Linked DNA regions of Homo sapiens: region 2 is linked to region 1. Evidence: chromatin loops called from intact Hi-C (ENCODE). Cell type or tissue: heart right ventricle. All regions are shown on one strand. Each heading gives the region's core, and the rest is flanking DNA. Links, peaks and the distances in the headings are about the cores only.

Region 1 (11,559 bases), core at 398-8,397:
TAGGCTACCTCGCTGTCTCTACACAGCCCTGTGAGCCGGTATTCCCTATAAGGGAAAATCAACAGCTCTTGCCCTCCCTGGACCCTACAGCCAAAGTCAAAGCTGGGTACCCAGGTTGGCTTTGCGGCCTGTAGGAAGGCTGGTAGCTGAAGGCACATACCATTTGTGCTCTGATGGAGCCCTTGGGGTGGTGGGCCATGTGTAGCAGATGGTTCTGGGAAGTGAGCTTGACCTGGCTGAGGGAAGGCTGCCCAGTCTGGCTGGTGGAGCCCAGCTGGCCTTAGAGCAATTGTATTTTCACTCAACTCTCTCCACTAGCTAAACTGACCAGAAAAAATGGGCTTTCTGTCCCATCCCCCCACCCCATCCTCATGCTGTGCCACGTATTCCCACAACAGCCCTTGGAATAAGCAAATGAACATTTAATCTAATGCCTGCTGGGTGCCATGCATGGCATCAACCAGTACTACATTTGCATTTGACAATGTTCTTAAAACATCCTCTGAGGTGGAATATTACCCCCATTTTGCAGATGAAGAAACTGAGTCTCAGAGAGGTGAAGTGACTTGCCCAAGATCACAGCAATTGTAAGTGGCCAAACCAGAATATATACCCAGGTCTGTCTTACTTCAAGTCTGGTACATTTTCTAATATATCTGCTGGAGACAGAGTGGGAGAAACCAGAGAATTTCTGCCTATTCTAGCCCATGGTTTGCTTCTTGCCTGCTATTGAGATCATGCTTTAGCTTTTTGAAAATACTTCCCATCTGTTGCCCCACTTTATCCTTATAGCATTCCTGGGAGGTAAGTAGAACAGGAATATAATAATAGATACTGTGTATTGAGTGCTTACTGGGCAGTGGGCACTATTAAGCACTTTACATGCAGGATTAAGCACTTTACATGCAGAACCCAACCCTATAGGGCTAGGTTCTAACTGTCGTCATCCCCATTTTGTAGATGAGGGTGCTGAGGCTCAGAGAGATTAAATGGCTTCTCCAGGGTCACACAGCTAGTAAATGGAGTAGAATTTAAACCCACAGCATTCTGTCATGGGATCTGTGAGCTTAATCCTCCAAATGTGCCAAATAGCAATAATAATAGTTCCTAGGAATAGGAGCTAACTTTTACATGATGCTTTAAGATTTATAGACATCATCACATATAATATCCCCCAAACCTCATGAATTAGTTTTGGGATGTATTGTCTTCATCCCATTTTCCAGGTGAAGAAACTGAGGTACAGATAGGCAGGACTAGAACCTCTGCTTCCCAAGTCCCAGTGTTCCTTATGGGACCCCTTTTGTCTGCTCACATTCACCCCTTTCTCCTTCAGATCACTTCTCCCTGGGCTCCCAGGCCCTCCTGCAGCAGCCCCCGCCTGGGCCATGTCTTCCTCAGATGAAGAGACGCTCAGTGAGCGGTCATGTCGGAGTGAGCGGTCTTGTCGGAGTGAGCGATCTTACAGGAGCGAGCGGTCGGGGAGCCTGTCTCCCTGTCCCCCAGGGGACACCTTGCCCTGGAACCTGCCACTGCATGAGCAGAAAAAGCGGAAAAGCCAGGATTCGGTGCTGGACCCTGCAGAGCGTGCTGTGGTCAGAGTCGCTGGTAAGAGAGGTCCCCCAGCAGGCTGGACGCTGTGGGTGTGAGGGAGGAATGGGCCAGGGCACAGCAGCTGTGTGGGGAGCCGAGGGGTCCTCACCAGGGCCTCTGACAAAGCAGCCATCATCTGATTTGTTATTATTATTCTTGGAAAGACGTTGAAATAACATTAACGAAAAACTCAAAAGAGGAAAATCTGCCACCCCTTGCTCACGTGAGACCTGTTTTCATTTCTGCACCTTCTTCCCTGTCTTTGTCCCCATTCAGTTATATTTTCTATGCAGTTGCCTTCATGGCTTAGGTACCATTCTGCATCTGACTCTTTTCAGTTAATCTTATATTAAAAAGATTTTCCATATTGCACTTTAGACTTTATGGTTACCATTTCTAAAAGCTGTCTATTTCATGACTTTCTAAATCCTACTCTTTTTTCACTTTTTGGCTATATTAGACAATGCTGCTGAGAACATGGTTAAGAATGATTTGACTTCTGTTATTTCCTTATAATGAAATCCTTGGAGAGTACAGTTTTACTTGTATCGCCTTCCAAAAGTGTTCTACATGCTGACCTTTCACACGACGTGAAGGCTGGGGCTACCTCCTGTGGTGGGATGTGCCCAGCTCTTTGCCAAGCAGCAGCACAGTGCTGTAGTTATGAGTGTAAGCTTTGGAATCAGAGAGGGTAGGGTGCTGGATCGTGGCCCTGCCACTGACCAACTGTGTGACTCTGGGCAAGTCCCTTATTCTTTCTCAGTGTCACTTTCCTTGTCTTAAGAATGCCCACTGTGCAGGGATGCCTTGAAGGTTAGATGAAATAATGTGTGGAAAGCCCTTAGCACAGTTTTTGGCTCAATAAAGGAGATGCTTCCACTGAAGGCATCCACAGCTGCCTCCCTGAAGTGTGCTCAGCATCTCAGCAGGGTGTTGGTGTTACAGTACGGATAGGAAGATAGAGCAGTGCCTGCAGCTAATTCAGTGACATCACCCGCTTTCAAGCCGTCACCAAGGCCTGTACTGCTACCTTCTTTGTGTCCCTCAAATAATACAGCCACCCCCTCCACTGTGTCATCTCTCACCTGGACCTTCCAATGAGCATTTAATAGCTCTTCCTCTCTTAGTCTTGCCACCATCCTCCACGTGACTAATAGAGTATTTTTTTCTAAAATACAAACCTCAAGAACACATATTCTATTTTATGAAATGAAGTGCTGCCTGTACAACACTTCATTAAAAATACAATAAAAAATAAAATAAAATACAAACCTAATTCTATTACTCGGCTGCTTAAAAACCACCTTTGGCCCCTCATTGCCTGTGGAATCAAGGCTTCAGCATAAAGACCCATCAAAATTACTTACCTCTTCAGCTTCACCTGCCACCACCTCTACCCCCAATCACCCTGCCACAGTACACTGTAACTGGACCCCCAGAGGGATGCATCTTGCAGGATGAAACCACCACACTTTAATTTTCTTCTCTGCAAGATGCTGGTAAACCCTCCTCCTCTTTTAAGTGCCGCCTCCTCTGTCCTTAATGCCCCCAGTGGTATCCAAAGCTTCCTCCTCCGCTCTCACAGTCATACTTTTCTCTCCTCCATGTTCCCTTGTTCAATGTAGCAGTTAACCCACAGGGTGCCCATCACTCCCTTAGAAGAGTGAGCAATTTGGGATGTGTCTTATGTTTTGAGCCCCCGAGGGCTGCACGGGGCCTTGTACATGCTAGAGATCAATTGGTATTGAATGACTGAATGAATGCTGAATGAGTGTTTTGAGGATATTATGTGATGTGACAGACTGTGATCCAGAAACAGGCACTGAGCTATAACGGAAAGTTAGAGAAAGGCTTATGTGGGCTCAGGTAATCAGGAAAGGACTTTAGAGGGAATGAGCTCCAAGTGAGGAGACAACAGTGGGGCCTGGAAGGCAGGAGGGAGAGTTGGAGCTCTTTCTAGTGGGCAACGAGGAGTCCTTGGAGGAAGTCCTTCTCAAAACCTTTGGGCCTGCAGCATCAGCCAGTAACAGAATTTTAGAGCTGTCCCTAGGGTGCAGGAAGGGGTTTACTTGTCCCCAGTCTTGAAGGGCCATAACTCAGGGCCCTGATGACTCATAAACCTCTTTCTCCTGAAGAGAGAGTGGGCTGTCTCATTCTTCCTTCTTTATGCCCTCTGCCTCCATCCTTCATCACTCATGCATACTTAGATCGTTTTGTGATGATTTCCACTTCCAGTCTTCTCTGAGGAGGCCCACGGGATGATTTGCTTGCTGCTTCAGATTTGGAGTCTAGAATAGAAGTGGAGTGGACTCAAGGAGGCTTAATTTTACACAGGCAAGGCTCCTAAGGACCCTGCTGGGTCAACTGAGCAAAGGGATGGTGGGTGCTGCGCTGTGCTGTGTTTCTGGCATAGATGCTGATCTCCTTTGCATCCTGACACTGCTGAATGCCTCTTTTGAGGAGGGGGCTGGGCCAGTGAGGCTGAAAATGGGGAGACTGCCATGGTTAAAAATAACTTGTGCACTGCAGTTGGGCGTGTTTCTTTAGCAGGAGAGGAGAGAGGCAGCAGAGACGAGGCGGGACTGCGACTTTAGGGTCTTGCTGAAATCTTCATGTGATTTTAGAATGCTGTGGGGGCTCCACCAGAGTAATGGAAAAGGCAGCCTTAGCTCTGCAGGGACTCCTTCACAGGAGGTGCAGGGGGGCATGTCTGGGAGACCCTGGATGCTCTGAAGCTCTCTGAAGCAGAACTTTAATTGTGGGAGGAAATGAAGTCAGTCTTACGCTGGAAGCCAGCTGTGGCCTGTGCAATTTTCTCCTCCCCCTGGATCTTGCTTATGAAGCCAAGTGGGGGTGTCTGAATCACTCTCACCAAATAGAGATCTTCCCTTTCCCTGGCCCACTCCGTGTCCTGAGCTGGTCTTAGGGCCTCGCCCTTGCTTGAGAGGCCTGATGGGGCAAGCCTGGTGGTCACACATGTCAGAGTAGAGAGGGATGTCGGGGCTGAGAAACCTGCTGATTTCAGTCTACAAAGCCAAACAGGTTTTAGGGTGCTGAACCTTGTTCTTCTTCCCATCTTCCTGTTCTCATCCTTTCCCTACATTTGTTTCTCCTTCTTCTTTGCCAGCCATATTCTCAACTCCCTAAGCCCAGCCACATTCAAATGTAACAAGAGTCACTAATGAAAGTGTCTTGTTTCGGTTTATCAGCTTTATGGTTTACACAGAGATTTCAAAATAACTCTGTTAGGCAGGACATATGTTAGCATCCGAGGCTCAGAGGGTTTAGGGGACTTGCCTATAGTTACACAGGACTGGTAAACACAGATCTTCTAACTCCAAGTACATTGCTATTTCTTTTTTTTTTTGAGACAGAGTCTCACTTTGCCACCCAGGCTGGAGTGCAGTGGCGCAATCTCAACTCACTGCAACCTTCACCTCCCGGGTTCAAGCAATTCTTCTGCCTCAGCCTCCCGAGTAGCAGGGATTACAGGCGTGTGCCACCATGCCCAGCTAATTTTTGTATGTTTAGTAGAGATGGGGTTTCTTTTTTTTTTTGGAGATGGAGTCTCGCTGTCGCCCAGGCTGGAGTGCAGTGGTGCAATCTCTGCTGGATCTCAGCTCACTGCAGGCTCCGCCCCCTGGTTTCACGCCATTCTCCTGCCTCAGCCTCCTGAGCAGCTGGGACTACAGGCGCCTGCCACCTTGCCCGGCTAATTTTTTGTATTTTTAGTAGAGACGGGGTTTCACCATGTTAGCCAGGATGGTCTCCATCTCCTGACCTCGTGATCCGCCCGCCTCAGCCTCCCAAAGTCCTGGGATTATAGGTGTGAGCCACCGCGCCTGGCCCGAGATGGGGTTTCACCATGTTGGTCAGGCTGGTCTTGAACTCCTGACCTCAGGTGATCCGCTTGCCTTGGCCTTCCAAAATGCTGGGATTACAGGCGTGAGCCACCGCACCCGGCCCTGTACATTGTTATTTCTATTTCCTTAGGCAATACCTGGCAACCAGCCCAGTCTGAATCTTCTGTAGTTGACAATCTAAATCTCCACACTCACCTGAGAGACTTGGTCACTTCCGGGAAAGGCCTCAGGATCCTGGTCTATAGAACCAGGAAAGGGGAGAGACAAAGATCTTGGAAAATTTGCCTCTTCCCCTCTGGCTCTCTGTCTTTAGTGAAGAGCAGTAGAAATATCCTTACTTAATGGTGGGGAGCAACAAGGAAGTGGGGCGCTAGGGAGCTTACTGTAGCAAGGAGTACAACCCCAAAGGGTAGAAACAAAGAGAGGAAGAAATGATGTATCCCTTGGGACCTGTGGGGAGTATATTGAGAACAGGGTGCAAGACAGGGTGTCACATGGCTGTACACTGCACAACCCTTGGGGGTGCGATTCACATCACATTTGTTGTCATTGCAGACGTGTACATTTATTATTACAAGTTTCCTGCAGATGGCAGTAACATGTTTTGAAGAAGGGCTCATGTTTGGGCTAGGGCACGGTAGGGTGCAGGAAGATTCCACCATCTACCCATCAATCAGGTATTCATTCATCTAACATCACATAATCAGGACCCTCCCTGTCCTTGGCATTGATATTCAAAGATGACTGAAGATGTGGTCCCTTCTGCATGGAACTCAGTCTAGTGGAGAGGACAGAAGGGAGAAAAGGCCGGGTGTAGTGGCTCACACCTGTAATCTCAGCATTTCGGGAGGCCGAGGCAGGAGAATCATTAGAGCTAAGGAGTTCAAGACCAGCCTATGAGACCCTGTCTCTATTTTTTTTTTAAGTAGTTAGAAGGGAAAAAATAATTATATCCCCGTATGTGTTGTGAAAAAGGGGAGTGCAGTGACTCAGAGCTAAGGATTGGATCCCTCTCTGGTTGTTCATTTATTCATTCCTTCAACTAAAAAAGGGGTTAAGCTATGTGCCAGTAGAAAGCATCTATGGGATTCATTCCTAGGAGTATCAGCAAATGCTGCTGAAATAATCATTCCCAACATCTGCTCCATTGTGGCCTTCTAGTCAGACGACAATTGTCTCTCTGCACAGCCCTTGTTTCAGTTGGCTTTATATTCACGTTCATTGTTCCCAGGTTCATTTCCCTCACCAGCTCTGGAGGTCTCTGTAGTCAGGAGTCCCATCTTACCCTTTTTGCCCTGGGACAGAGAGCCATGAGAGCACTACCTGGTCAGAAGCTGGAGCTTACTCCTCTGGGCCCATGTGTCTCTCCTCCAAGTTGGGAGCTCTGAGAAGACATCTCACAGGCACCTCTCTGCTTCATTCATTCATTCAATAAAAAAAATGGATTAAGCTCCTGCCATGTGCCAGGCACTGCGGAGATAACTGAATCTGGAGTTACAAGACTTAGGCAAATGACCTCACTTCTTGGATCCTCAGTTTCCTTATCTATAAAAGGGAGATGGTGATAAAGGGTGTAAAAGGGAAATGAACGAGAATCAGAATGTGCTGGAAAAACACAGGTTCACATGGCCCGTTACTGCACTTAACAGTGTCATTCCTTGTAACCTCCCTGGCAGCCAGATGAGGCAGTGGAGACTCAGGAGGCCAGCAGTTTCCCAGGCCAGCAAAGAAGGAGCCCAAGCCTCTTATTTCTGTCCCCTTCTTTTGTTCTTTAGGCCTTTGTCAGGGAGCAGATGGAAGTGGCTTATTCTGGCCAAGCCGTGAGTGGGAAGAAGGGAATGCAGGGATGGGAAATGGAACCCTAAAGACAATCTCATTGGGAATCCTTACTCCTCAGCTGCCAAACTTCCTTGCCCTGAGGCTCTTCGAGTTTTGTATCCAGGAAGGCTCCTCCTCCTTCCCAGCTTCTCTACTTCTTCCTGGCAGTGTCCTCAGAGTCTCTGGCCCTGTCCTGGAGCTTGGTTTCAGTAGCAGCAGAGAAGAGCAGAGGAGAGTGCCCTGAAAGTGGGGCAGAATGAATTGTAGCTACACACCACCAGCTCAGCTCCAGCTCTTTGAAAGTAAATCTGGGTCACATTAGCTGTGGGCTGGAACATGACCACGTGGGCAGAATTCTGTGCAGGCAGCAGAAAAGACAGCCAATCTGTCCTTTCTCTGAGGTGCAGGGCCCCTGTGGGACCCCAGTTGGTGAGGGAAGGTGGTTTCTGGATTGCAAGGTGTAATGCCATCTTAATGCCATCATGCTTTTCTAATGACATCCTAGGTGACATAGAGAAAGGTATGGAATGGCAGTTTGGCTCATGCCTTTCTGTTTGTTATGGGAGAAGCCTAGGCTGAAGGTAGGAATGCAGAGGAAGGACTGGTTACTTTGGGGACTGTGGAAGGCCATCATTTCTCAGTCTCATGGGCTCAGGGGTTAGATGCCACCAGAGTAGCTGACACTGCAGCAGGATCTAGGGCTGCACTTGTTCTTTATTTCAGCAGTCCTCCCCTTGAGGAAAGGTCTGTGAACAGATCCATCATCACTAAAGTGTTATATGGAGCCTGGCTGGCCTCCTTTTTCTGGTTGCTGTGGCTAGGGCCTGCCATGATTTGGCCCGGCCACTGCTTGTTGCCACATGTCAGTTACAAGCCTGCCAGCCTGAAAGCCCTGTCTTGGCTTTCCTGTAGGAGCAGAATAGGTGTCCCTTGCTGGAATCTCTGCCTGGATCTGGGATACTGCTACAGGGAAGGTCTGAAGCCCCTATAACTTGAAGGGTGATGATTATGAGCTGAAGCTTCTGTCTTAAGCTGTGCCCCACCCCTACCCCAGAAGATACCAGGCTTTTGCCTTGTGGTCAGGGGAGGATTCTGCCTGGGGCCTCAGTGGATGTCTCTGGGATGCCCTCCCCCACTCATTCACACATTTCTTCATGTGCTCACTCTTCCATTCATTCACGCAAAGGGCTGGCTTTGGGAGTCAGCTGGAGCCCTAGTTTCATTGCTCACTTGCTAATTGGGTGACCCTGGGACGTTAGTCACTTCATTGAGCCTCAGTTTCTTACAGTTAAAATGGGGGAGCAAGAGCACTACCTCAGAGACTTGCACAGTAGATTAAATAAGGTAGTTGGGAGTAGGATGCTTGGCCCAGTACCTGCTATATATTCAGCCCTTGATAATTTTTTTTTTGAGACAGAGTCTCGCTCTGTCACCAGGCTGGAGTGCAGTGGCACGATCTCGGCTTACTGCAGCCTCCACCTCCCAAATTCAAGCGATTCTCCTGCCTCAGCCTCTGGAGTAGCTGGGACTACAGGTGTGCGCCACCATGCCCAGCTGATTTTTGTATTTTTAGTAGAGACCCATGGTGGGTTTCACCTTGTTGGCCAGGATGGTCTCAATCTCTTGACCTCGTGATCCACCTGCTTTGGCCTCCCAAAGTGCTGGGATTACAGCCACTGCACCCGGCTGCCCTTGATACATATTAGCTCTTTTCATGAATATCATTCATTCACTCATACACTTGTTCATAGATTCATGAATGTGCTGATTTATCCCCTTGCTTATTCACTGATTACACACTTGCTTATTTAACAAATATCCCTAGGGCTACTTTGCTCTAGGCTCAGACTGCACTTCAGAGCCCAGCTCCTGCCTATGAAGACCGTTAGAATGCAGCATGAACTGAGCTACGTTGCAAGTCCAAAGAGTTTTGAGGAAGTTCTGGAAGGGAAGGCACTTCTACTCCTGCCCCTCCCTGGCTTAGAGCAATGATAGTATTTCTTCTGGGGCTGGGAAAAGAAATAGGAATTAGCCAGGACAACCTGAAGAGACAGGGCACTTCCCGGTGGTTTGCATCTATTCTTGCTCTCCTTTCTTTGGCTTTCGTAGGAAGGAAAGAAGGAAAATGAAGAGAGAACAGCTGGTGAGAATTAGGAACTAAAGAATCTAGACGGTGGTTTGGGGAGTGAACTCTGGACTCAGTTTAGGAGCACCTTAGAGCTGGTGCCAGCTGGGTTCCTCCGGTGAATAATAGCTGGTAAAGTCACTGTGTAGAGTCCTAGATGGGTGCCAGGCATTTTACATACATCATTTAATCCTCATAGAACCCTGGGAAGTAGTTGCTATTCTCAACAGAAATGTTAAGTAACTTGTCTGAGGTTATACACTGAGCAAATAATGGAGCTGGGATTCAGCATTACTTAATGTGCATGGCGCCCCCTGGCCCTCAACATGTACAATATGCCCTTTGCAGTTATTCAAGTGCTGAGTTTCTGGTCAGCCTAACTCCAAAGCCCTGGCACTTTTCAGGATATTTCAAACATAGTAAAGTAGTGAGAATAGTACAGTGAACCCCCATCACCCAGAAACAAGAATGATCAATTAATTCATGGCCAATTTTATTTCATTCATACACCGCTGTCAGTGGAAAAAACACAGTTCCTGTTTTTTCTTTTTTCTTTTCTTTCTTTTTTTTTTGAGATGGAGTCTCTCTCTGTTGCCCAGGCTAGAGTGCTGTGGTGCCATCTCAGCTCACTGCAACCTCCGCCTCCCGGGTTCAAGCAATTCTCTGCCTCAGCCCCCCGAGTAACTGGGATTACAGGTGCCTGACACCATGCCCAGCTAATTTTTTTGTATTTTTTAGTAGAGACGGGGTTTCACCATCTTGGCCAGGCTGGCCTTGAACTCCTGACCTCATGATCCACCCGCCTGGGCCTCCGAAAGTGCTGGGATTACAGGTGTGAGCCACCGCGCCTGGCAAGTTCCTGTTTTTCCATTCTCTTACTCAACAATCAACACAAGAAGACTTCTGTGACGCCAAGATATGTGGGGACTTCTCCCCGCCAGCAAGTTAAACAATAGTTCTGCAGTGGACACCAGCGGGGTGTCCTCCAGTTCAATTACAACACTGTCTACCTGGAAATAGCATCAGATCTCACAGTTTGAGGGTTCAGTCCCCAAGACATTCCCCTACTCCACTTCTTTTTTTTTTTTTTTTTTTTTTTTTTTGAGATGATGTCTTGCTCTTGTTGCCCAGGCTGGAGTGCAATGGCTCAATCTCTGCTCATTGCAACCACCGCCTCCTGGGTTCAAGGGATTCTCCTGCCTCAGCCTTCTGAGTAGCTGGAATAACATGTGCGCGCCACCACGCCTGGCTAATTTTTTTTTTTTTTTTTTTTTTGAGACGGAGTCTTGCCCTGTCACCAGGCTGGAGTGCAGTGGTGCGATCTCGGCTCACTGCAACTTCTGCCTGCCGGGTTCAAGTGATTCTCCTGCTTCAGCCTCCCGAGTAGCTGGGACTACACGCACACGCCATCACACCCAGCTAATTTTTGTATTTTTAGTAGACACGGGGTTTCATCATGTTGGCCAGGATGGTCTTAATCTCTTGACCTTGTGATCTGCCCACCTTGGCCTCCCAAAGTGCTGGGATTACAGGTGTGAGCCATCACGCCCGGCCAAGGGATTCTTTTCTTTTTTTTGAGACGGAGTCTTGCGCTTTTGCCTAGGCTGGAGTGCAGTGGTGTGAACTTGGCTCACTGCAACCTCTGCCTCCCGGGTTCTCCTGTCTCAGCCTCCTGAGTAGCTGGGATTACAGGCGTGCGCCACCACACCTGGCTAATTTTTGTATTTGTAGTAGAAATGGGGTTTCACCGCGTTGGCCAGGCTGGTCTCGAACTCCTGACCTCAGGTGATCCACCGCCTCGGCCTCCCAAAGTGCTGGGATTACAGGCGTGAGCCACGGTGCCCAGCCCCACCCCACTCCACTTCTAATGCCAATCACAAGACTCAGATTTTTTTTACCTGTGCTTCTGACTGACTGGCTATAATGGGGTGCTGGCTGGGTGCAGTGACTCATACCTGTAATCCCAGCATTTTGAGAGGCCAAGGTGGGAGGCTCGCTTGAAGCCAGGAGTTCGAGACCAGCCTGGATAATATAGTGAGACCCCGTCTCCACAAAAAATAAAGCAAAATTAGCCAGGCAGGAGAATCGCTTGAACGCGGGAGGTGGAGGTTGTGGTGAACTGAGCTCACGCCATTGCACTTCAGCCTGGGCAACAAGAGT
Region 2 (11,559 bases), core at 1,285-9,284, 210 kb before region 1:
ACGAGGTCAGGAGTTTGAGACCAACGTGATGAACATAGTGAAACCCCGTCTCTACTAAAAATAAAAAAAATTAGCTGGGTGTGATGGTGGGCACCTGTAATCCCAGCTACTTGGGAGACGTGAGGCAGGAGAATCGCTTGAAGCCAGGAGGCGGAGGTTGCAGTAAGCCAAGATTGCGCCACTGCATTCCCCACCAGGTGACAGTACAAGACTCCGTCTCAAAAAAAAAAAAAAAAAAGTAACTTTCTCAATATTCAGAAGTATTTTAAAGGTTATTATCTATCTAAAAAAATAAGAGTTTCAAAATAAAGCCTTTTTCTGACTTGAAAGGATACTCCAAAGCACTGTTAGGTTTCTCTGGTTCTTCATATAAGGCTACCAACACTGCAAATCAAAAAGCAGAAAAAGCAACAATTGACGTATTAAATTTGAATGGCTGAAATTATGTTCCATTACCCAGTAAATATTAGGTGCCAACTATACGCTGAGCACATTGCAAAGACTATACAATGCTGAACAAGACAGACAAGGTCCCTGTTCTCAACAAATTTACAGTCAAGCATAAAAGATATGCAAGGAACTAGACAGAGGGTATCAAGCAGGAATACTGGATAATGGGTTGCAGTAGCACACTGGAAGAACACCTAAGCAAACCTAGGACATCAGGGAAGGCTTCCTAAAGGAAGGCAAAGACCTGATACCTAGGGGTTGAGTGTTTCAGATAAAATGGGAAGGCCCAGGAGCAAGAAAACAATGTATTGAGGAACTGAAAATTCAAGTATGGCTGGAGATGTAATTTGGCAGGAAAGGAAGCTGGAAAGGTGGTCATGGCCAGATTAGGGAGAGTCATGCAAATTTGGTTGGCACATAATTAAACAGTTTAAAGGAAGGGAGTGACAGGATCCACTCTTAACTGCTATGTGGACCAGCTGGAGTGGGACAAGGATAAAGACAGGAAGAACAGTTAAAAGGCTGATGTGGTAATCCAGTTTAAAAAGACAGCAACCTGCAGTAGAGTGATGGGAGTGAGAGAACAGTGAGAAGAAAGAAATTCGAGAATTTAGGAAAGAATCAACAGGACTATGGTAATTACCGGAAGAAGCTCTGAATTCAAAAATGGTCTTAAAAATTAAGTTTGTTTTGCTAAATAACCACCAACCAAAAACTTTACCAGTAGTCAACATGCTCAAATCAACATTAAAATAAGATATACTTGAGTGGTTTCATATCTAATCACTCATATGAGCACTGCCTTGCTCTTCATCTATGGAACAAATTCCTCCTAGAATTTACTACTTAGATAAAAAACTCTAAATCAGTGGTTGGCCTTTTTGTGCATGGAACCCTTTGAAAAATCTAATAAAAGCAAAAAAAGTAAACACACACAAAAAAAATGTGGCTGGGCGCAGTGGCTCACACCTGTAATCCCAGCACTTTGGGAGGCCAAGGCGGGCAGATCACGAAGTCAGGAGATCAAGACCATCCTGGCTAACACAGTGAAACCCCGTCTCTACTAAAAAATACAAAAAATGAGCCAGGCGTGGTGGCGGGCGGCTGTAGTCCCAGCTACTCAGGAGGCTGAGGCAGGAGAATGGCGTCAACCCAGGAGGCGGAGCTTGCAGTGAGCCGAGATCGTGCCACTGCACTCCAGCCTGGGCGATGGAGCAAGACTCTGTCTCAAAAACAAAAAAACAAAACAAACAAACAAAAAAACAGTGATAGATATCTAGACCCCAAGTTAAGTCCTGTTGTAAACCAACTTACATACTTCCCTTTTGTTCTTTTAGAGTTTTAATAACTTACCAAAATAATATACAGTATGAAAAAATCACTATTTTTTGAGAAATTCATTTGGTTTTTTTTTTTTGTTTTTTTTTTTGAGATAGAGTTTTGCTCTTGTTGCCCAGGCTGGAGTGCAATGGCATAATCTTGGCTCACCACAACCCCCGCCTCCCAGGTTCAAGCGATTCTCCTGCCTCAGCCTCTCTAGTAGCTGGGATAACAGGCATGTGCCACCATGCCCGGCTAATTTTGTATTTTTAGTAGAGACGGGGTTTCTCTGTGTTGGTCAGGCTAGTCTCGAACTCCCAGCCTCAGGTGATCCACCCACCTCAGCCTCCCAAAGTTCTGGGATTACAGGTGTGAGCCACCACACCTGGCCAAATCCTCATTTTATAAGACATGAATATTAATACTCTACTCTCTCCTCCTCTTATTCCCCCACCCCATTTCTTTCAGCTTCTCATTTGTCACTGGTACTTGAAAGGTTGATAGTTGCAGAAGATACTGTAAATACAAAGTTTCCTGTGCTGTTCTATAGATGAAATGCACTTCCTTGTAATCAGACAAGAACTCTATACCCAATCATGCTCCCCTTTTTGCCTTCGCAGCCAGGATTTTTAGAGGTTGATATAGCGCTCAAAATAGCTAAAATGCTTCAGCTTCCAAATGATTTATCATCTTTAGCCATCCTTTCATAGTGTTTTAATGTTATAAACTATTTCAAATCATCTTGGAAATAAGCTGTAAAAATTTAGGCCAAAGTGGCTCATTCCTGAAATTCCAGCACTTTGAGAGGCCAAGACAGGAGGATTGCTTGAGCCCAGGAGTTTGAGATCAACCTGGGCAACACCCCAACTCTACAAAAAAAAAAAAAAATTGGCCAGGCATGATGGCTCACGCCTATAATCCCAGCACTTTGGTAGGCCGAGGCAGGCAGATCATGAGGTCAAGAGATTGAGACCATCCTGGCTAACATGGTGAAACCCCGTCTCTACTAAAAATACAAAAAAAATTAGCCGGGCATGGTGGCAGGCACCTGTAGTCCCAGCTACTTGGGAGGCTGAGGCAGGAGAATGGTGTGAACCCGGGAGGCGGAGCTTGCAGTGAGCAGAGATCGCACCACTGCACTCCAGCCTGGGTGACAGAGCAAGACTCCGTCTCAAAAAAAAAAAAAAAAAAAAATTAAAAATCAGCCGGACATGGTGGTGCGTGCCTGTAGTCTCAGCTACTTGGGTGCCTGAGGTGGGAGAATTGCTTGAACCTGGGAGATTAAGACTGCACTGAGACATGACTGCACCACTGCACTCCAGTCTGGGCGACAGAGACCTTGTCTCGAAAAAATATATATATGTAAATTAAATTTGTGAGGCTGGGCACAGTGGGTCACGCCTGTAACGTCAACACTTGGGGAAGCTAAGGCAGAAGGATCACTTGAGGCCAGGCATTCCTGGGTGACAGAGTGAGACTCTGTCTCAAAAAAAATAAAAAGTAAAAACAAATAGAGGCCGGGCGCGGTGGCTCACGCCTGTAATCCCAGCACTTTGGGAGGCCGAGGCGGGTGGATCATGAGGTCAGGAGATCGAGACCATCCTGGCTAACAAGGTGAAACCCCGTCTCTACTAAAAATACAAAAAATTAGCCGGGCGCGGTGGCGGGCGCCTGTAGTCCCAGCTACTCGGGAGGCTGAGGCAGGAGAATGGCGTGAACCCGGGAAGCGGAGCTTGCAGTGAGCCGAGATTGCGCCACTGCAGTCCGCAGTCCGGCCTGGGCGACAGAGCGAGACTCCGTCTCAAAAAAAAAAAAAAAAAAAAAAAAAAAAACAAATAGAATTGTGTAAAGCACCTATGTTTGGAGCTGAAAATCAAATTTTTAATAAATCACATCAATACTGTGTTGGCTGATGTTATTTAGGAGCCTGGAAATCTAAGGAGATTGAGAGGTTAAATTCTAGTGGAGGGCGGTGGCTCACACCTGTAATCCCAGCACTCTGCGGGGCTGAGGTGAGCGGATCACCTGAGGTAAGGAGTTCAAGACCAGCCTGGCCCATGTGGTGAAACCGCCTCTCTACTAAAAATACAAAAAATTAGCTAAGCATGGTGGCACATGCCTGTAATCCCAGCTACTTGGAAGGCTGAGGCAACACAATCGCTTGAACCCGGAGGTGGAGGTTGCAGTGAGCCGAGATCATGCCGCTGCACTCCAGCCTGGGCAACATCTTCTGTGTAGTCAGTTACCGCCTACAACTGTCATTTTTCTGCCTTTTACCATTCAGTCTTTCACTTGCTCCATCCAACCACTCTGGCCTCCTTAGACTTCCTGAAACTCTGTTTCTTTCAGGTTTCTGGTCAAAAATTACTTCTTAAGAAAGGCCTTCCCCCCATCACCCTATATAAAATGACACACACATCCCACCTGTCACTTTTTTTTTTTTTTTTTTTTGGAGACAGAGTGTCACTGTTGCCCAGTGGCACAATCACAACTCACTGCAGCCTTGACCTCCTGGGCTCAGGTGATTCTCTCACCTCAGCCTCCACAGTAGCTAGATTACAGGCACACACCATGCCCAGCAATTTTTTTTTTTTTTTAAGAGATGGGAGTTTTGCCATGTTGCCCAGGCTGGTCTTGAGCTCCTGGCCTCTAGCAGTCCACCCACCTCAGCCTCCCAAAGTGCTGAGATTACAGGCATGAGCCACGTGCCTGGCCTCACCTGTTACTCTTTATCCCTAACTTTGCTGTATTTTTATCTGTACCACTTACCACTAGCTGACACTACATATTTATTTATGTATTTCTCTCCCTCAACTAGGATATAAGCTTATGAGAGCCGAGACTTTTATCCTCCCCTGCTTATCTCCAGTGTGCAGAACAGACACCTGAGTAAAATTATTAAATGAAAGAAATGAACGTAAGGAGTTTTTAGACGGAATGACATTCAAAGCATCTGTGACACTTTCAGAGACAACATAGCACAGTACTTTCACAGAGTAGTCCCTTAAGACTTGCTGAAGTTTATTTGCAAAGAGGTAAACTATTATCTGAACCCCAAATAGGTAGCAATTCAAAATTACTAGCCTTCTTTCTTCTAAGACCCAGGAGTTATGCTCCTAGAATTTTCCTCTAAACTTTGCTTCTGTCCAAAGGGCAGTTACCAATTTATTTCCCACTTCCCAAACTTCCTAGTTTCATATGACCCAAGTCCTCATCCCTGCGAACAATTCCATTCTACACCCTTGAATATCCCAGTGAGTTGAGTGACACATAGCAGGCATTCAAATTAGTGCTAAGCCAATAAAGTAAACTGTACCCTACCCCTTGAAATCCTCCTGTTTCCAACACTTTACTCATCTACTTAACTTAGATCTTGAAGCCACGAATGAAGAGATACAGCGTTAACAGTAAGCTTTCATTTTAAAAAGTGAAAACAATGTAACCACCTTGATATGCCCTCGAGCTCTTTAAGCTGTAATTCTACTTTATGAAATATACACAAAATAAGAATTGACACAGACAGACTAAGGAATGGGGGCTGAAAAGCCACAGCCAAATTCGCTATGAATCTCCTACTTTGGGGATTAGGCTCACTCAGCTACTTCATAGCCCACTTGGAAATTCGGTCATTTTTCCAGTTGCTCTTTGTTGGAGGGAAACTTTCTTAACAAGATTCTGAGGACTCCATAAAAACCGTAAGGTGGGAGGAATTGGGATCTGAAGGTCCTTGGCAAACATGTCCACTGCGGCTGCTGGAGGCAAAGCAACGGAAGTTGAAGAGACTTTGCAACAGCTGCAAGAGTTTCACTCCCGGTGCGGAGAAGGGTAGCGGAGCTAGGCTACCCCACCCGGGCGGCGTCCAGCAGCCAGGTCCCTGCTGAACCCCGAGGCCCACCTCGCTGGACCCCGGACGGGCCCCATCTGTTTCCCCTCCTTCCCCACGCTACGGCCCGCTGGGGAACGGGGCAGCGCCGGGGAGCACGACGAGGGCACGAGGTACCCTCTCCTAGCCCAGGCTCACCCTTGGTCAGCGTGTCCAGCACCCCCGACTTCTCCAAGTACCTCCGGAACTGCTCACGCTTCGAGTCGGCGGCCTGAAGAGACACCGGGGGTCAGTGGCCAGAGCCCGGGAGCCGAGCAGGAAGAAGGCGCTGGGAGTCCGGCAACCCCGCCTCCGCCTCACTACCTCGGGGCCCTCCCGCCCAAACCTGCGCGCGCGACCCCACTCCCACCCAGAGCCGACCAGCGGCTTGCTACCGCCCGCATGCCCCCAGCCACGCCGCGCCCCCCTCACTTTGTAATGGGCCATAGTGACAGCGGCAGCGGCGTAGCTGGCGCCGGAGACCGCGACTGGCGGGTTGGGAGCAGCACTGCTCATGCGCGGAAGGGGGCGCGCGCCTGCGCACTTGCAAACCACCGGCCGGGATCGCCGAGGTGTGGCCTGTTTTCATGGCGACCAGGACGCTCTGCATCCCCAGTAGCAGGCTGAGCCGAGGGAGGCTGCGTATGCCCGCCCCTCTGGCTGTCGGAGCCGCACCTCTTCCTCTTCCGGCCCCCGTAGCAATTAGGTTTCTTTGCAGGAGGTGAGATTTTGGTACCTCTGTCCTGGCGTCCGGAGGCAGGGCCCGGGAGCATTGAGACTATTGCGAGAGAAAGGACCGCCGCACGGTGGTAGCGAGCGCATCTTTTTCATCTGGGACCTCGGAAACTGTGGTGACCCATAGGTGCTGGGCTTCTTGGCTCTCGTCCTGAGAAAGTGCTCACAGTGCTTTGCAGTAGCCGAGGAGGGTGTTTAGAATCATATATTTTGGCTTCAGCTTTTATCTTTGGAGTCTCCTTGAGTCGTGGCTGACTTGATGTGGGCCTCTGGAGGATGAGCAGTAACGAGCTTGCAGTAGCTTTTGAGCCAGGCACTGTAGAAAACACGGGTATTTTAAATTTTAATCCTTACAACACCCCTGTAGGGTGGGTATTGTTAATTAAGTGGAGTGGTTAGATGTCCAGTGAGTAGAGTCGAGTCCAATCCGGGCAATGAATCACGATGCTATGAACTGGTGAAGGAAAGCCACGGATCTTCTTAAGATTTTATTTACTAGGTAGCAACATGTGATTATACTCAAGACACATCAGGATGCCAGTCTAGAAGGAAACTTACGTGATTGTGTTCCAGGGGCAAACAGAATTAACCCAGTGTCCAAGGTGGAATTGTATAGATCAAGAACCATTTCCTAAGGCTGTGGTCTCTTCAAAGAGAAAACCTGATCAAACCATTTAGCCTCAATTCTGAACATGTGATTTTCCCAAAATCAGTTACATTCGAAAGGATATCATTTAAAAAAAAAAAAATCCTGATTTGACAACTCTATGTCTTTGAATTTAGAAGTGTTGCTTCACAATCTCGAATTAGAGCTGTTTTTCTCTTGCTTAAATGAGTTTGCAGTTGTCTGTCTTAACAGCTGGTCTTTAGAGCTGCCCCTATCTATTTTTTCTGTGCCCCACGACCACTAGGCTACTTCTCTGATAATATATATAATGTCTAAAAGCCAACCGCTGTTTAGATCTGAAGATCTGTGGGAACCCGCCTACCAATGAGATTGTTCGTTAGGGACACTACGTGATTTGGAGGACAAACAGGATTATTACAGGTTCTGACCAACCCTGGCTCAAAGGACAGCCCTCCCAAAGAATCAGCAGTGTTTGGAATGTCAAGTGATTGAGAATCTCCTTGTGAAGGAGGAAGGGTTCTGACTGTGCCCTTTCTGAACTGGCCCTTGAGGTTACCTTTAGGAGGTGACCCCCGGTTTTCATGTTCTGTAGAGGAACCCCATGTAGCTCTAAGCCACCGCGGTTTCCAATCGCAGTTAGCTGGCAAGGAGAAAACTGTTTGGGGTGACTGCCTCATGTTGTTCTCTCCATCTATAGCAACACCTGGAATAGAACGGTGACCTCTAGAGTAGTAGTTCCTTTTGCTGTCTTTGCCTTCAGTTTCTCTTTTTTCCATTAACTGGTTACCATTAAGTTCTTTTCCAAATATTTTATGAGTGTCTTTGTTATTGTTTGAACTGATGTGTTGAAAATGACTACAACTAGTACTAAGTGTGGAAATCTCATTAGAAAGTACAGTTTCCTGTTCATCCAAAATGCATTTCTCATCATTTACACTATGATTGTCAGGATTTGGCTGGAATACAGAAGATGAATTTAAACTAGGGTACACTGCAGTGTGTGTTTGCTTTTCCACTAACAGATTATAATCAGGGGCAGAAGGGAGTCGCTTCAGTGAATTTGCAGATGTGCTCTGGTATTTGGCTACATTTTGTTTTGCCTTGTTTGCATGGAATTCATTATGTTCCTTCTTCAACTTGTATTTTCCCCAAAGCCCTCTTTTAATCTTTTTAAAACCTAGGTGGAAAATTTCAAGAATGTTTAAGAAAAGTGAAATAGTGGCTATAGATTGCATAAATAATAGGAATATTGTCTTTTCTGTTGGTCTTGAGACAAAACAGTCGATTATATTTGGACACGGGTGGCCATGGCACTTAAATAGCGGCTCTAAGTGAAATCCATATAAAAGGTACTGTCCAATCATGAATCCAACTTCAACCACAGAGCGAGTGAAAATGTGTATCACATAAGTGCAAAGCAAGGTTCCTCTGAGTGGAGCTTTATTTAGTTTCCTTTTCTCCAGCTGACAAAGCTCTTGCTCCAATCTCCTCCGATCCCTAGGCATTTCAAACTCTACCTCCTCCAGTTCTACTCTTAACTGAGCTTTCATCCTTTGCCTCTCTTCCTCAAGAACTCTCAGTCGGTACAATGCATGGCCCATGTAGACCAGGGATGGTGAAGACACAAATATCACCTGCAGAACCCAGTATCTAATGAGGGAGATAGGAAAGGCCTGGTCGTAGCATACATTTCTGCAGCCTGGTTGTTCTGTATTGCAGATGAAGCCAGACTGCTCATCATTCCAGACATCTTCAGCTGCTACACCCAGAACAAGCATTCGAAATATGAACAGGATGGTGAGCCAGATCTTTCCAATCATGGTGGAGTGGATGTGAACTTCCTCCAGAGTATCTCCAAGGAGATTCCAGTCCCCCATGTTTATTTAGTCAGCCATCTTAGCTCTGATCCACATCAAATAAGAGGCAGATAAATTCTTCCATTCTGAAGGGAGCACTATTTCTTAAAGCAAACCTATGGTGAAAATATAACAATATGTCACTTCTATATGCTGGTTGCTTTACTTTTTCCCTAGATAGCTGTGGGGTTTTTTCTTTGTTTGTTTGTTTGTTGAGACAGAGTCTCCCTCTGTTGCCCAGGCTGGAGTACAGTGTTGCAACCACAACTCCCTGCAGCCTCAACCTCCCAGACTCAAGCGATCATCTCCCCTCTCAGCCTCCTGAGTAGCTGGGACTGCAGGTGTGTGCAACTACACCCAGATAATTTTTTTTATTTTTTTGTAGAGACAGGGTCTCACTCTATTGCTGCAGCTAGTCTTAAACTCCTAGACTCAAGTGATCCTCTTGCCTTCACCTCCCAAAGTGTGGGAATTACAGGTGTGGGTCACCACACCTGGCCAAAGTGTGAATCTGTTACCAATAATATACTTAAATGTCAGGAATTTAAAATCACTTATATTTAGACATCACAATACAATGAAAAAAACATGATACCTGGAGGAGGAGTGTATATATTCTCTATTAAGAATATAGGCTGGGCGGGGTGGCTCACACCTGTAATCCCAACACTTTGGGAGGCCAAGGTGGGTGGATCATTTGAGGTCAGGAGTTCCAGACCAGCCTGGCCAACATGGTAAAACCCCGCCTCTACTAAAAATACAAAAATTAGCCAGGCGTGGTGGCAGGCGCTTGTAGTCCCAGCTACTCGGGAGGCTGAGGCAAGAGAATCGCTTGAACCTGGAAGGCAGAGGTTGCAGTGAGCTGAGATCAAACCCTTGACCTCAGATGATCTGGCCACCTCGGCCTCCCAAAGTGCTGGGATTACAGGCATGAGCCAATGCGCATGGCCTAAAATTATATTCTTTTTTTTTTTTTTTTTGAGACGGAGTCTCACTCTGTAGCCCAGGCTGGAGTGCAATGGCATGATCTCAGCTCACCGCAACCTCCACCTCCTGGGTTCAAGCGATTCTCCTGCCTCAGCCTCCTGAGTAGCTGTGATTACAGGCATGCACCACCATGCCCGGATAATTTTGTATTTTTAGTAGAGATGATGTTTCTCCATGTTGGCCAGGCTGGTCTCGAACTCCTGACCTCAGGTGATCTGCCCACCTCGGCCTCCCAAAGTGCTGGGATTACAGGCGTGAGCCACCATGCCCAGCCTATTGTTGTTTTTCAACAGAACTTTTGGAAAGGTTTCTAAAACTAGTAACCTGATCTTAACCTTATTTATTAAGATTATTTGATATAAAAGTTATAACAAAGTCAATTTCTTTTTCCCCAACATGCCATTACTGGCTTGAAAAGTCAGTGATTTTTTTTTCTTTCTTTCTTTCTTTTGGGACAGAGTCTTGCTCTGTCGCCAGGCTGGAGTGCAGTGGCGCAATCTCGGCGCATTGCAACCTCCGCCTCCTGGGTTCAAGCGATTCCCCTGCCTCATCCTCCTGAGTAGCTGGGATTACAGGCGCCTGCCAACACCCCCCGGGATAATTTTTTGTATTTTAGTAGACACGGGGTTTCACCATGTTGGCCAGGATGATCTCGATCTCCTGACCTCGTGATCCACCCGCCTCAGCCTCCCAAAGTGCCAGGATTACAGGCATGAGCCACCGTGCCCGGTCAAAAAGTCAGTGATTTTTAAATCTCATTTATACACATAGGAAAACGAATATGCTTCATTTGATAATTCAGTAAGATATGGCATTCAGTGAAACCAGAGGAAACAGATCTGGCTGTCATAGGAATTTAGATTAGTTTTTTTAATCCAAATTGAAATAAATTTGAAATAAATTCTGGTTTCTTCCTGGCAATTGGTGAACATTTTCAGAAATTCATCTCAGTAATATTTATGAATATGTATAAAGTACTTATTATACTTTACTATGAAAAAGTATACTTTTTTTCTTTTTTTTTGGTGGGGGGAGACAGAGTCTCACTCTGTTGCCCAGACTAGAGTGCAGTGGCAGGATCTCAGCCCACTGCAACCTCCACTTCCCAGGTTCAAGTGATTCTCGTGCCTGAGCCTGCCAAGTAGCTGAGACTACAGGCAAGTGCCACCACGCTTGGCTAATTTTTGTATTGTTAGTAGAGACGGGGTTTCACCATGTTGGCCAGGCTGGTCTTGAACTCCTGAACCTTGAGTGATCCACCCGCCTCGGCCTCCCATAGTAAGCCACCGCGCCCAGCCCAAATTTTGTAAATTCTTACGTTAAAATGAACTTCAAGCCCAGCACAGTGGCTCACACCTGTAATCCCAGCACTTTGGGAGGCCGATGCGGATCACCTGAGGTCAGGAGTTCGAGACCAGCCTGGCCAACATGGTGAAACACTGTCTCTACAAAAATACAAAAAATTAGCTGGGTGTGGTGGCAGGCATCTGTAACCCCAGCTACTCAGGAGGCTGAGGCAGGAGAATCACTTGAACCTGGGAGGCAGAGGTTGCGGTGAGCCAAGATCGCGCCATTGCACTCCAGCCTTGGCGACAAGAGCAGAAACTCTGTCTCAGAAAACAAAAAGAACTCCAAAAATTCTCAACTATTTTATGGTACCAGAATCTTTTTTTTTTTTTTTTTTTTGAGACGAAGTTTCCCTCTTGTTGCCCAGGCTGGAG

Evidence for each region. A loop is a pair of places that touch in the nucleus more often than their neighbours do. Peaks named below come from ENCODE experiments on the same cell type or tissue, not always from the same donor. Only the 100,000 strongest peaks of a DNase experiment are listed, where the experiment ranks them.
Region 2: it touches region 1 in a loop (2.8-fold over the local background); 35 of 110 quality-filtered maps call a loop at or near these places.

Annotation. Positions count from the first base shown.
Region 1 is chr1:39,082,831-39,094,389 of GRCh38, forward strand. It overlaps a transcript of MACF1 not described here. Among named protein-coding and RNA genes, the nearest start is that of NDUFS5, 62 kb to the left of the region's middle. In heart right ventricle, for the core only: no CTCF peak of the experiment used is centred there; DNase peaks (open chromatin) are centred at 4,141, 4,422 and 7,612; H3K4me3 peaks cover 775 bases; H3K27ac peaks cover 3,373 bases.
Region 2 is chr1:38,867,227-38,878,785 of GRCh38, forward strand. MYCBP (MYC binding protein) reads right to left here and starts at 6,122. Exons shown (of 5, transcript NM_012333.5): 1 at 6,065-6,122; 2 at 5,792-5,864; 3 at 336-384. The coding sequence starts at 6,079. It overlaps GJA9 (gap junction protein alpha 9), which reads right to left. Exons shown (of 2, transcript NM_030772.5): 2 at 6,843-8,967. The coding sequence starts at 8,872. The coding sequence ends at 7,325. It overlaps RRAGC-DT (RRAGC divergent transcript), which reads left to right. Exons shown (of 2, transcript NR_186075.1): 2 at 8,715-9,000. The region is part of intron 1 of GJA9-MYCBP (GJA9-MYCBP readthrough); the gene reads right to left. RefSeq lists an enhancer at 5,156-5,678. In heart right ventricle, for the core only: a CTCF peak has its summit at 6,167; a DNase peak (open chromatin) is centred at 6,205; H3K4me3 peaks cover 2,308 bases; H3K27ac peaks cover 1,950 bases.